Regions from separate parts of the Homo sapiens genome. Here region 1 is linked to region 2. The links are chromatin loops, found by intact Hi-C in ENCODE. Cell type or tissue: endothelial cell of umbilical vein. All regions are shown on one strand. Links, peaks and the distances in the headings refer to the core of each region. The heading gives the core; the rest is flanking DNA.

Evidence for each region. A loop is a pair of places that touch in the nucleus more often than their neighbours do. Peaks named below come from ENCODE experiments on the same cell type or tissue, not always from the same donor. Only the 100,000 strongest peaks of a DNase experiment are listed, where the experiment ranks them.
Region 1: it touches region 2 in a loop (3-fold over the local background); 2 of 110 quality-filtered maps call a loop at or near these places.

What each region holds. Positions count from the first base shown.
Region 1 is chr14:25,052,411-25,058,028 of GRCh38, reverse strand. LOC124903295 (a long non-coding RNA gene) reads right to left here. Exons shown (of 2, transcript XR_007064091.1): 2 at 5,439-5,618. Among named protein-coding and RNA genes, the nearest start is that of STXBP6, 5.1 kb to the right of the region's middle. In endothelial cell of umbilical vein, for the core only: no CTCF peak of the experiment used is centred there; no DNase peak of the experiment used is centred there.
Region 2 is chr14:25,397,759-25,403,376 of GRCh38, reverse strand. The region is part of intron 2 of LOC112268135 (a long non-coding RNA gene); the gene reads right to left. Among named protein-coding and RNA genes, the nearest start is that of LINC02286, 240 kb to the right of the region's middle. In endothelial cell of umbilical vein, for the core only: a CTCF peak has its summit at 2,579 (motif pointing right); a DNase peak (open chromatin) is centred at 2,566.

The DNA of each region.
Region 1 (5,618 bases), core at 379-5,378, 350 kb after region 2:
CAGAGGTCAAGGCCCTAGCAAACAGAAGTTTTATTCTACTTCCAGAAAGAGAGGGTAGGCTGATTTTGGCCAGGTCTGGTTGGGGAGTGTTGTGATGAGGTGAATTCGGATCTGATCCAGGCCAGTAGCTCCTGCAAAACTGGGATAGTTCCATGCCCACAGTTAATGGGGGCTCTTCTGGGATGGATATAACATGGTTCCTGGGTTCCTGTATCAAACAGGCTCAAGTCCACCCCCAGGGCTGAACTCAATTTTCTAGAGCTATTTACTACACTAATTGAGCTCTTTCTCTCCTCTCTTCTTTCCTTCCTTTCAATAAATAAATAAGTTTTTGTTTGTTTGTTTGTTTGTTTTTCTGGGACTGCCCTGCTAGACACTGTAGAGAGTATAAAGAAGGTTCCAGCAAGGCCTCAAGCAAGACAGATTAGACCCATAAATAGATACTTGTACAGTGTAAGAAGCAAACCATGGTAAGAACCAAAGGAAAAATATACAGGTAAATGAGTGGGAGATGCCTCCGGCTGACTCTATCAGTGAAGATTTCCGCAGAAGAGGCATTTCAGGCAGCTCAAAAAAAGGGGAGGATTTAGCTACACAGAGATGGGGCCTGGAAATTGGAGTAAGAAAGGGCATCAGGGCAAAGAAAATTGATTTCATTTTTGAAGTGCTTTTTGTTTTTCTCCAGTCTTTCTGGCTGGGTATCCTAGCGAGGGCAGTGCTTCTTAAACTTTAATATGTAAATGAATTACCTGGAGATCTTGTTAAAGTGCAGATTCTGATCTACCAGGTCTGGGCTAGGCGGGAGAGTCTGCATTTCTACAAGCTCCCAGGATGATGCTGAAGCTGCCAGTCCAAGAAGTGCACTTTGAATAACAACATTCTAGGCCTTATGTTTCCAAGATGGGGCAGATGCAGTGGGAAATTATAGGGCCACACATCTGGCTGTGCAGGTCCATGGGGCCTGGAAAGCTTCTGAGGACAGAGCAGCAGTGCTTCTCTCATTGTTAGACTTTTGGCAGGGGTCAGGGACCCTAATAAACAGAAGAGAAGGAGCTGCCCTGCATTTGTAATATAGAAGACCTCTCCATCTCAGACTGCAGGTGGACTGCATCGTTCCATCATCTCCAAACCAACAGCACAGAAACTCTGTGTGGTCACTGACTCACTTGTGTCCTAGCAGAATAAGGGATTCTTTGTTAGCTCAAAGTCTAGCAGTTCTTCTGGCTCTTGGTGGAGACAGAGTAATTTTAACCCAAAAATAGGTCTTTCAAAAATATTGCTGAAATAAAGGAAGCAGTAATTAGGATGGTTCAGTCTACTAAACTCCAAACTTAATACAACAAACCATGTCTGCATTAAGATAGAGGCCTTGCTGCTGCAGAGGGTGGTTAAAACAGCCTTTGTATGTTTTTATTTTTCTGCTGGATATTATTCTGTAACACTTCTAATTCAAGCAATTCTAGAAATAAGGGAAGAAGAGCCATATGTAACTATTTATGACCACAATCCAGAACTAGTCACATCTTGAGTCATAACTTCATAAACGTAAATAATGAAATCTCTAAACTATTAGTCTACTCTTTTTGAGCTTGTATTTGGAAATACAGTAATAGGTGGAAACACTAGGACATCTGGACAAGAGAAGGTAGAAATTTTTTAAAAGCACTTTCTATGTATATAACATTTTCTGTGTGTGAAAAAAGAAATGCTATATTCCATCTGTAGAGTAAAATAGGATTGCCTGTGGCAAAGGCAAGGCTTCTAAGAAACAGCTCAGACTGGAAATTCAAAACACACTCTGGGTTTCCCCCTTCCATTTTTCTTGAAGTTACCAAGATGAGTGGTCATGGGATGAAAGTGCAATATTTATTCAGCATTTGCCGTGGGCCAGATACTGTTCTAAGCATATTACATATGTGCTCCCTTTTAATCCTCCAATTACAACTATAAATAGATCTTAATATGCCTATTTTAGAGATAAGACAGCTGACAGAAAAGTTGTAGAAGATCATAAAGCAAGGAGTTGGAACAGAATTTCAAACCCACATTTGTCCAATATAAAATCCATACACTTTTTACCACGGCATGGTGCCTCCTAATACCAGATTTCTTGGTGTCTCTTGCTGAGGACAGTTTGCTTTTTGTGGCAGCTGTCCTTATTAGATGTTGGGTTACATAGAAAAGTCTGTGGGATTGGCAACAGGTCAAACTTAAAGACCTTTAAGATTCCTTCCAACCTTTACATACATCCTCCCACCATAGTGCCTTTGTATATGCTATTTTCTCTGCCTGAAATTCTCTTTGCTTTTTTTTTTTTTTTTGCCTATTTAACTACTTCAGATTTATCCTGCAGACCTTAGCTTAATCATTTCTTCAAAACAGTCTTCTTTTCCTTTGTTCTGTTCACTGTTTCTACTACACACTTTTTTTTTTTTGACAGAGTCTCACTCTATCACCCAGAATGGAGTACAGTGGCACGATCTCGGCTCACTGCAACCTCCGCCTCCCAGGTTCAAGTGATTCACCTGCCTCAGCCTCCCAAGTAGCTGGTATTACAAGCCTGTACCACCACACCCAGCTAATTTTTGTATTTTTAGTAGAGATGGGGTTTCACCATGTTGCTCGGGCTGGTCTTGAACTCCTGACTTCAGGTGATCCACCCACCTTGGCCTCCCAAAGTGCTGGGATTATAGGCGTGAACCACTGCGCCCAACCTTACTACGCACTTTTAATAACGCAATGTACCTTTTGATTGTGTAACTTATCACAGATGCAATTTTACATTTATATGTGTGTTCTAAATATCAGATTCCTTATCTCTAAAATGAACTATTTGTCTCCTGTCCCCAGTGACTCACCTGAATGATAACAAGTTGTAACTGTTATTTGTTGATTGTCTCTTTCCTCTGTGCTAGGTGTTTGGTGAGGTAATCAAAGATCCTTAAGACTTGTTCTCGGCACTCAAGGAACTAATAATCTGATTGAAAGGGTGTTGCTAAGAAATATAAAATGATTACAGAGCAACCAAGTTCAGGATGTAACCACATCTTTTGCAAGAAAAAACTGCTTTCTTTTGTTTTTTTCCAAAGAACTATCTCTCCTTCTAATCTATGTCTTACTTATAAACACTGGCATATGAAAGCTGATGCAGTTTCAGGAATAAAGTAATATAATTAGAAAACTGGAAAGAAGCTTGGAGAACAGTGGAAAACCGATAAAGGTGAGAAGGAAGAAATGAGAACCACAGTTTGCCACATATCTCAGAAATGTTCCATCTTATAGTGAATGATAGTGGGCCAAAGCTCACCAAATTTGATATCAGCAGTCAATATTTATCTTGACTCTTAAAAGCAGAGCAGAGAAGGAACTATATGTTTAGTAAATTAGAGATAAAATGTGGACCATGTCACCTCAGTCAAAAAAGAAGGTGGACTCCAGTTATAGACAGCTAGAACCCTTAAAGGATAAAACCACAGACCAAGGGTAATTGTATAGGAAACAGAATAGGGTCCCAAATATAAGCTCCATAAGCCCATCTGAATTCCGAAGGTCTCCCAGATCCCATCATACCGATGTTACCAGAAGCGACACATTTCATTCCCAATTTACAAATGGCACATACATACAGTAGGCGCAGACCTCTCCCTAGTCTGGAGGTGCTCACTGCTACTGGCAAGACAGCCATTGTGAAAGTCAAAATGAAATCCTAAACTTTAAAAGAATCCATATTTTTAAAGTAAAAGGGTGAGAAGAAATTACAAAATGTATAAAAATGGGGAACTGAACCAAATGTTCCTGCTCCTCAATATATTATTTCTGCCCCTCACTACCAGGATTCTTTCTCTAGTCATTTTTCAAACTCCAAAATTTTCTTATGGAAATGTTCATTTGCAACTACAAGATACTCTTAAAATTGCATATGTCTTTGGAACGGCAGATAGTCTTGCACACGACTGTGAATTCATTTAATCAAGTTATTTTACTTAGTTCCAACTTGCAGCATACTAAATGAATGCTGATTGTTAAGAATAAAGAGCAAAGACAAGCTGATTGAGATAGAAAAAGGCCAGACAGAATGAGGACAATAGGTACAGGAAAAAGGATTTCAGGAGAATATTGGAGAAGTAAGGTGCAAAAAGAGCAGAAAGGAAAATAATTATTATTTTCACCTATTTCAAGGCCCAGAAAGGCCGGTGCTATACCCCTCAAAAGAGGAAGAGAAATTTATTTCTTTTTCTTGACCCTGTTGAACAGAATAGGCTCAGTTCCTAGGACCAGATGTGAATCTGGTACCATTACAAACCACAAACATTAAATAGGTTTTTTGGAACTAGCTTAGTGACATAGCTCTTGCAGGAAAATGTGATATTCTAAAAAACTTAAAGGAAGTCCTCTTACAGCTCTAGAACAAGGACTAACTTTGAGGAATATAATGAAGATGGAACATTTGAAATTTCCAATATTTTAGAAACTATGACCAACAAAAATGGCAGTTTCATATGGTTCAACCCAAAAGTTAATAAGCTGATGACTTCCTAAATGTCTTATCTGAAATTACATCATCAGAATGAAGAATTTGAAAAGCTACTTGCTACACCATGTAGCAGAAAAAAAAATTTTAAATATAGACTTTACTAGTCTTGAAGACATACTGTGATTGATGATGCATAAGAGATGCTGTTCAAAATAGTCACATTATAATACCCAATTCCAGATCAAGCCCTCTGTGTCCATGTCAATTTATTCCATTTGTTATTTAGACAGCACTTCCTTCAACAGCCGTAGGGAACCTAAGACATCTATATCCATGGGTGTTTTAGGTTGAGGTCGACAGTGGGCATTATGGGTTTCAGGGCAACTTTAGGTGAACTCAGTTTTCCCTTGTATCACTTAATGTGATTAATGTTCACATGGAGGGTTTTGCCACGTGATCTGGCATCCTTACAATCATGAGCTTACTTATGAAACAGGGAAGATCGCTTTTAGGTTTTCCTTTTCTTTCCCAGAATAGCAATTTAAAAGCCTCTAACTTAACATCTAGATGAACCATAAGGTCTTTTTCAGTTCTATCATTTTGTGATTAGATTTTATGGAAAAGAAAATGACTATGCTTGCTCTCACGTGCATAGGGTATTTCTATAACTATATGCAAGAAACAGGCAACATTAGTCTTTCTTGAGAAGGGAAACTTGCTTTTCCTTGTACTGAGCTTTTGTGCACTGAACTTTTTTTAAATACCATGTATTATTTGCTAACAAGAATTAAAAATACAATTTAAAATGTAAGCAAAGCATTTCACTTGTTAAAGTACAGAACCTCTCCCTGCATAAATGTTTAGTTCCTGTTCTTCTTGTTCTTCTTTATGACCTTACCATTATTGTGATTAAAAAAAAAAAAAAATCCTAGGCACTGTGGGAGGTGAAACAGATGCAGAAGACTTTGACGATGGAAATTGCTATTTATTCTGCAAATATTTGTAACTACTTGTTATGTGACAGATCCTGGGCTAGGTACTTCCTCCTTTACATGACTTCTGGAAGGCTTCTTGTTTAAACATCCACGGTCTTTTTTGTTTTTGTTTTTGTTTTTGTTTTCTTTGAGAGGTCTGCATGCTTAAA
Region 2 (5,618 bases), core at 348-5,347:
CCAAGCCACCTAGCTCTACCTTGGGGGCTCCAAACAGCTCCACTTGCCATTGTCGGGCTCACATTTGTGACTCTACCAATGAAGCTCAGGCAAGGTGAAGTCTTAACTTGATTTTACCTTCCCAAGGAGAAAGGAAATGAAGCCATTCAAGGTTTGCTCACACCTGTGATCTCAGCCGTACAGCAAGAGAAAGAAAAGGCCTTGCAAGTAGACAAGGCTGATTGGACTTTTAGCTCTGCCACTCACTAATTTTTTAAAATCTCTAAAGTGGAAAAATAGTATCTGTAGATTATAGTGATTAAATTAAAAATGTAATCTTTCCAATTGCTCCATGAAATATGGGCAATTCTATCCTAGTAATCAGTTGCATTTATCACTTAAAGATGAATTTACCTTATTTTTATAAGATTGCTTTGGGATATGGTTGTGGGAATAAAAAGCAAATTCCTCTGCCATTTTGGGTTTATTCTTTATTTCTAAAGGAAGGAAAGAATAAAAAAGAAAGCATACAAATATCAGAGACTTGCAGCCCTATATCCTGGACTGACAGTGCTATTATTCTCTCCTCTGAAACTTTTTCCAGCTCCACTTCTAAACTTGAAGTAAATAGACAGGCCAATGGCCAAGCTGTGGCAGTACCCCTTTCTACTGATTGCACACACCCATTTAACACTTGCTGCACAAAGCTGACACCAAGGAATTTACTCCAGTGTTTCAATTATTTGAAACTCTAGATTCCCAAAATATCTAAGTAACTATTGTTTTGCTTCTTGCTTTTCTTTTCTCCACTCCTCCATGAATCGGGTTATATTGATCAGCAAGCAAAGAAATACATTCATGTATTTATTCAATGAATTAGAAATGCCAAGAGTTCTTCTGGGAGCACTGAAAAACTCTGCGTTTTTGCCTACGCAATGCAATAGTCAGGGTGACAAAAGAATTATAACTTAGATTTGGACACACATTCCAGTCTTCTTAAACTTTTATCCATAACATATTTTGGAGTAGAAAACATTATTTGATAGGGAAGATAGCCTTTTTAATGGGGAAAAATAAAGGGGAAATGAACCCCCATCAGACAATTCTACTCTTCTGCCTAGCTGAAAGTGGTTAAAAATAAATAAAATTTCTTTATTTTCTAATTAACAGCCATAGAGCTGGTCTCGGGAAACTATGCATTAGTAGTCAATAAAAGGGAAAAGGTCCAACATCACCATGCAAAGATGGTAATTAAAAACAGGAGGAAGAAATGCCTGTTATAAATTACACTACACTTGAGGCTATAAAAATCCTCTTTTTAATTAACTGCAAGAAGGAGGCAAACAAACTGAGCTTTTACCATTGGTGACTGAAGTTTGGAGACAAATGATACAATCATTTTTTAACGTGTCATTGGTAAGCCAAATACCAGTAATCACCATCTCGAGGGGTGTGGATCATCCTGAACAAATTTCAAAAAGATTATCATTGAAAATTGTGGAGTCTTCACTGCTTCACTCTAGCTCACCTATCACAGCAGAATCCAGAAATATCTACCGTAAGAACCAGACTTTTCCCAAAGAACAAAGGCATTTGTCCAAACTTCCTATGTGAAAGTCACAACAGAAACATCCAATACTGCAGATATTTAATTGAAACACACCTGCCTGTTTTCTCTGTTGCAGAGAAAGCCATTCATTTTAGAAGTAGTTTGTTAGTCAAGGACTCTAGACTTCAGGGTCTACTGCCAACTTCATTTGTGTTTCTTTCGCGGGGAATGGGGGTTAATTTTTACCTTGGCCACTATTTCACGTGTTGTTAACCATCATATTATCAGAATAATGGTGAAGTCATTATTGATGTATTATTTGGTTTCGTAGGAAAATCCTGCCACATATCTATAGCATGATAATGGTGACATGTGTGACTTCGAACCTCTTTCTGGTCTCTTATCCAAATCTGTGGTTTACTGTGGTCCTGAAGATTGTAAAGCAAACATCAGCACTAGGTTGGGAATTATTTTAATACTATTAAGTAGTATGATTCAGTATGGGGGAAAGAAACTAATCCTCAGGAAGATTAAGGAGCCTGGCTTAACAATTAGTCAAATTAAATGTGTCAAAGTAGAATGAGAGATGGCATTGCACCTCCCATGTTGCTCTTTATTTTCCAGTTTCTCCTCTTAGAGCTTTAAAAAAACGACGATGTAATCACCTGACCAACTTACTTTTCCTAACAAAGGAAAAATAATATGATTTCTAAGCATTTTATTTCTGTTATAGAAAAAAAAACTTTAAAATATAAAGACTAAAGGCAAACTACCGTACTATAAAAGCTGTCAAGTGACTAGATGCATCCCTGGAAAGATGGAGAAAGGGCATTATTTAGGAACGAAGTAAGGACCAAGCCCTCACTTTGTGTCAACACAATTTAGTCCTTATAATATCTGAGTCTATTGCCATATGGCAGCGCGTACTTCTCCCTTTCGCTCATTATCAATCTTCAGCGCCACAGTTATAGAGCAACACAGCTGAAGGTCACATTGAAGGATGATTCTTGAGAATAAGGTGGAGTTCTAGGCAGCGCCTCTAGATGGCACTCTTTCTTATCAGTAGTCAACGCGAAGTTTCATTTCCTATCTTCACAACAATCAAATGACTAAAATTGGTCCTCTTATAATTTGATATAATTGTCCTATGCCATCTTAATAGAAATCTGGATGCTTACATAACACATCAGTCAAAGTTCACCAACGGCAAATTGTGGTCTTGATTTAAGGAAAAAAAAAATCATATATCACCAGAATACTTCATTTTCTGCTGCTGTCCCGATTGAACCCTGCATAGCCAGCATTCTACCATGTGGAAGTGATCCTTTCAGACCTATTCAGTTCTTACAGCTCACGTCAACCCTACCTCCCATGTCACTAAAGTAATAAAAGAAGAGGGAAATCAGCATATCTAGTACCCAGACAGGTTACCTCCTTAAATTTCGTACCACTCAACAAGAGCTAAGTGAGGGTGAAAGTCACCGTATCTGTGGCTAGAAGCAGAAGAAACTGGAGTCAAGTGAAAAGTAGCTGAACTTCTCACCTACAAGACTATCTCTGTAGCTAATGGATTGGTGACCTCAACAATAACACTAGTCTCCCTGCGTCACTGATGGCACCAGGGATGCTTCTGTGAAGCTTAGAACTAACCTTAAAGTTGTTGCGGCACCCTTCACCCCCCTCCCAGACACAGTAGTTCCTGGATGAATGAGAAATGTCCCCTCATGTCCTTTAAATACTGCTGCCTCTCCCCCATAAACACACACAGTTCTCGGGAAACAAGGAATACCTTGTTCATGCTTTGAAGAGGGACACACTTAAGCACTAGTGGCATGGGCACACTTACGATGAGTATGGTAACCAGTAACGAGGAAATGTAGAAGTCTTGAGTGTTGGTTGTAGAGCAGAAAACTGAGGAAGGTTGATGAAATTTCTACCTTTTATGCTTCAAATGAATTTAGTGAACACACTTTAAAATGCCTTAGGGGTCTCCAAGAATTCATAGTTCCGTAGTAACTATAGGTATTTCAGAGAATGACAAAGTAAAAACTTGTGCTCCCCTCAAATTTATTTTATTTCACTTTATCTCATTTTACCTCCTGATCCTAAATGTAGGCATTCTATTTTTCAAATCTGGACTTAACCATGAGGTTTGCAGATAGATCTCCACATGAATAGAGGGCTTTAAAAAATTCAATACAGGTGGACTTTTAAGATTCTTAAGAAAATACACAGGTGACCTCTCAATAACCCTTTGTCCTCAAAGCAAAGACCCTTGTGCTTCTTTGCAATTAAAAATTCTTATAAACATTCACTCCTCACTGAGTTATTTTTCTAGTAGCTTATCTTGTCAAGACATTACACAGTAAAGGTCATAGGTGCCATACATAAAAATTTAGTTATATAAGGAGCATTAAATAATTTAAATGGACTGTTTAACTTACCCTGGAAGTTTTCCACAAAGCCGAAGGTTTTATTTAGTTGTTTAGTCCATCTATAATTCCATTTTTACTCAGAAAACTCATCCTTAGGACTCAGGAGTGGGGGAAAAAAAACTATAGCTGTAGATTTACTCAGAAACATTTTAAGCTTGCCATTTTCCCAAATATTGCTCAAATGTTTAGAGCTCCATAAAACTCAAGCCACATTGGATGAATTCTTTAAACACCACCAAATGTAGTTTTCTAAGAAGAAAGCTGCCAATTTTTTAAGACACAAGATTTGAGCCTCCAGATGGCCCTTTTCGGAAGGGGTGAGTACTAATTGGGTTTGCATGTCCTCGTTTGACTCTTTAGTCAGCAAGATATTGTTGGGCATCCCTTTCTAGAGAAGAGACTAGGAAACCAAAGTTCACCAAAGGCCCAGTTGAAGAGTAGAGAGATAAAGCAGTTCACTATGTGATATTGTTCTATGGGAATTTGGAACTCTCTGTTAACCCATTTATTTTCAAACAAGCTTATTCTTGTCTGACAAAATGCCTAAAAATCAACCTCTAGAAGATTTTTTTCTTTTGGCACGAAAGACTTATTTTTCTAGTTCCCCTAGGAAAGGTACAACAGTCAGGGTTTATTAGCAGTACTTGCATTCCCTTAACTGCTTTGGATGAAGTGTCAAGGAAGGAAGCAGAAATTCAGAGAGGTATTGAGGTTTGTGTATGGTTACTCAGCTTATAGGTGGCTAATCCTTGCAGTGCTGAGTGAACTTTCAGAATGAGCCAGGAAACTAGCTTTGACTATATTTCTCTTTTTTGGGGGGGGCTCTGCAAGCAGGCAGGCACATAGTATAAAAAGCTATTCATATTTGCTTCAGAACAGAATCTCCAGGAAAGAGGCAGAGAGGAAAAACATCTCTCTGTGCTTAGAGCAAAAAAAAAGTGGGCTTTTATGTCAGGAACCCTCCATTCAAACCCATGAAGAAAAGCCCAAGGTCAAGTCACTTTGGAAATCTTCTTAGTATATATCCCTCTGGAAGACTTTTGGTGGTTATTAGCATATTAGAATAGTCCTGAATGCCACTTATAAACTTTTTTAACCTCACTATTTCCCAAACTATTAAACCATAGAATGTTAGTTTTCTTAATATCTATAAACATCTCTCTGGAGCAGTTTGGGAAATTCTGCTCTAGTGGAGGTTCTGCTAATTTTTGTCTCCTCATGATGGCCTGAAGCTGCCATGTAACCCAGAACAGAACTCCAGGCCAGGCAAGGTGGCTTATGCCTGTTATCCCAGCACTTTGGGATGCTGAGGTGGGTGGATCACTTGAGGTCAGGAGTTTGAGACCAGCCCGGACAACATGTCAAAACGCTGTCTCTACAATAAATACAAAAATTAGCCAGGCATGGTGGTGCATGGCTATAATCCAGCTACTCAAGAGGCTGAGGCAGGAGGATAGCTTGAGCCCAGGAGAAGGAGGTTGCAGTGAGCTGAGAGCACATCACTGCACTCCAGCCTGGGCAACAGTGAGAGACCATCTCAATAAATAAATACATAAATACATACATACATACATGCATGCATACATACACACACATATACATATAAAACTCTTATTCCTGTCAGAAGTTATTTGTATGCCTTTTTCCCAGCACAC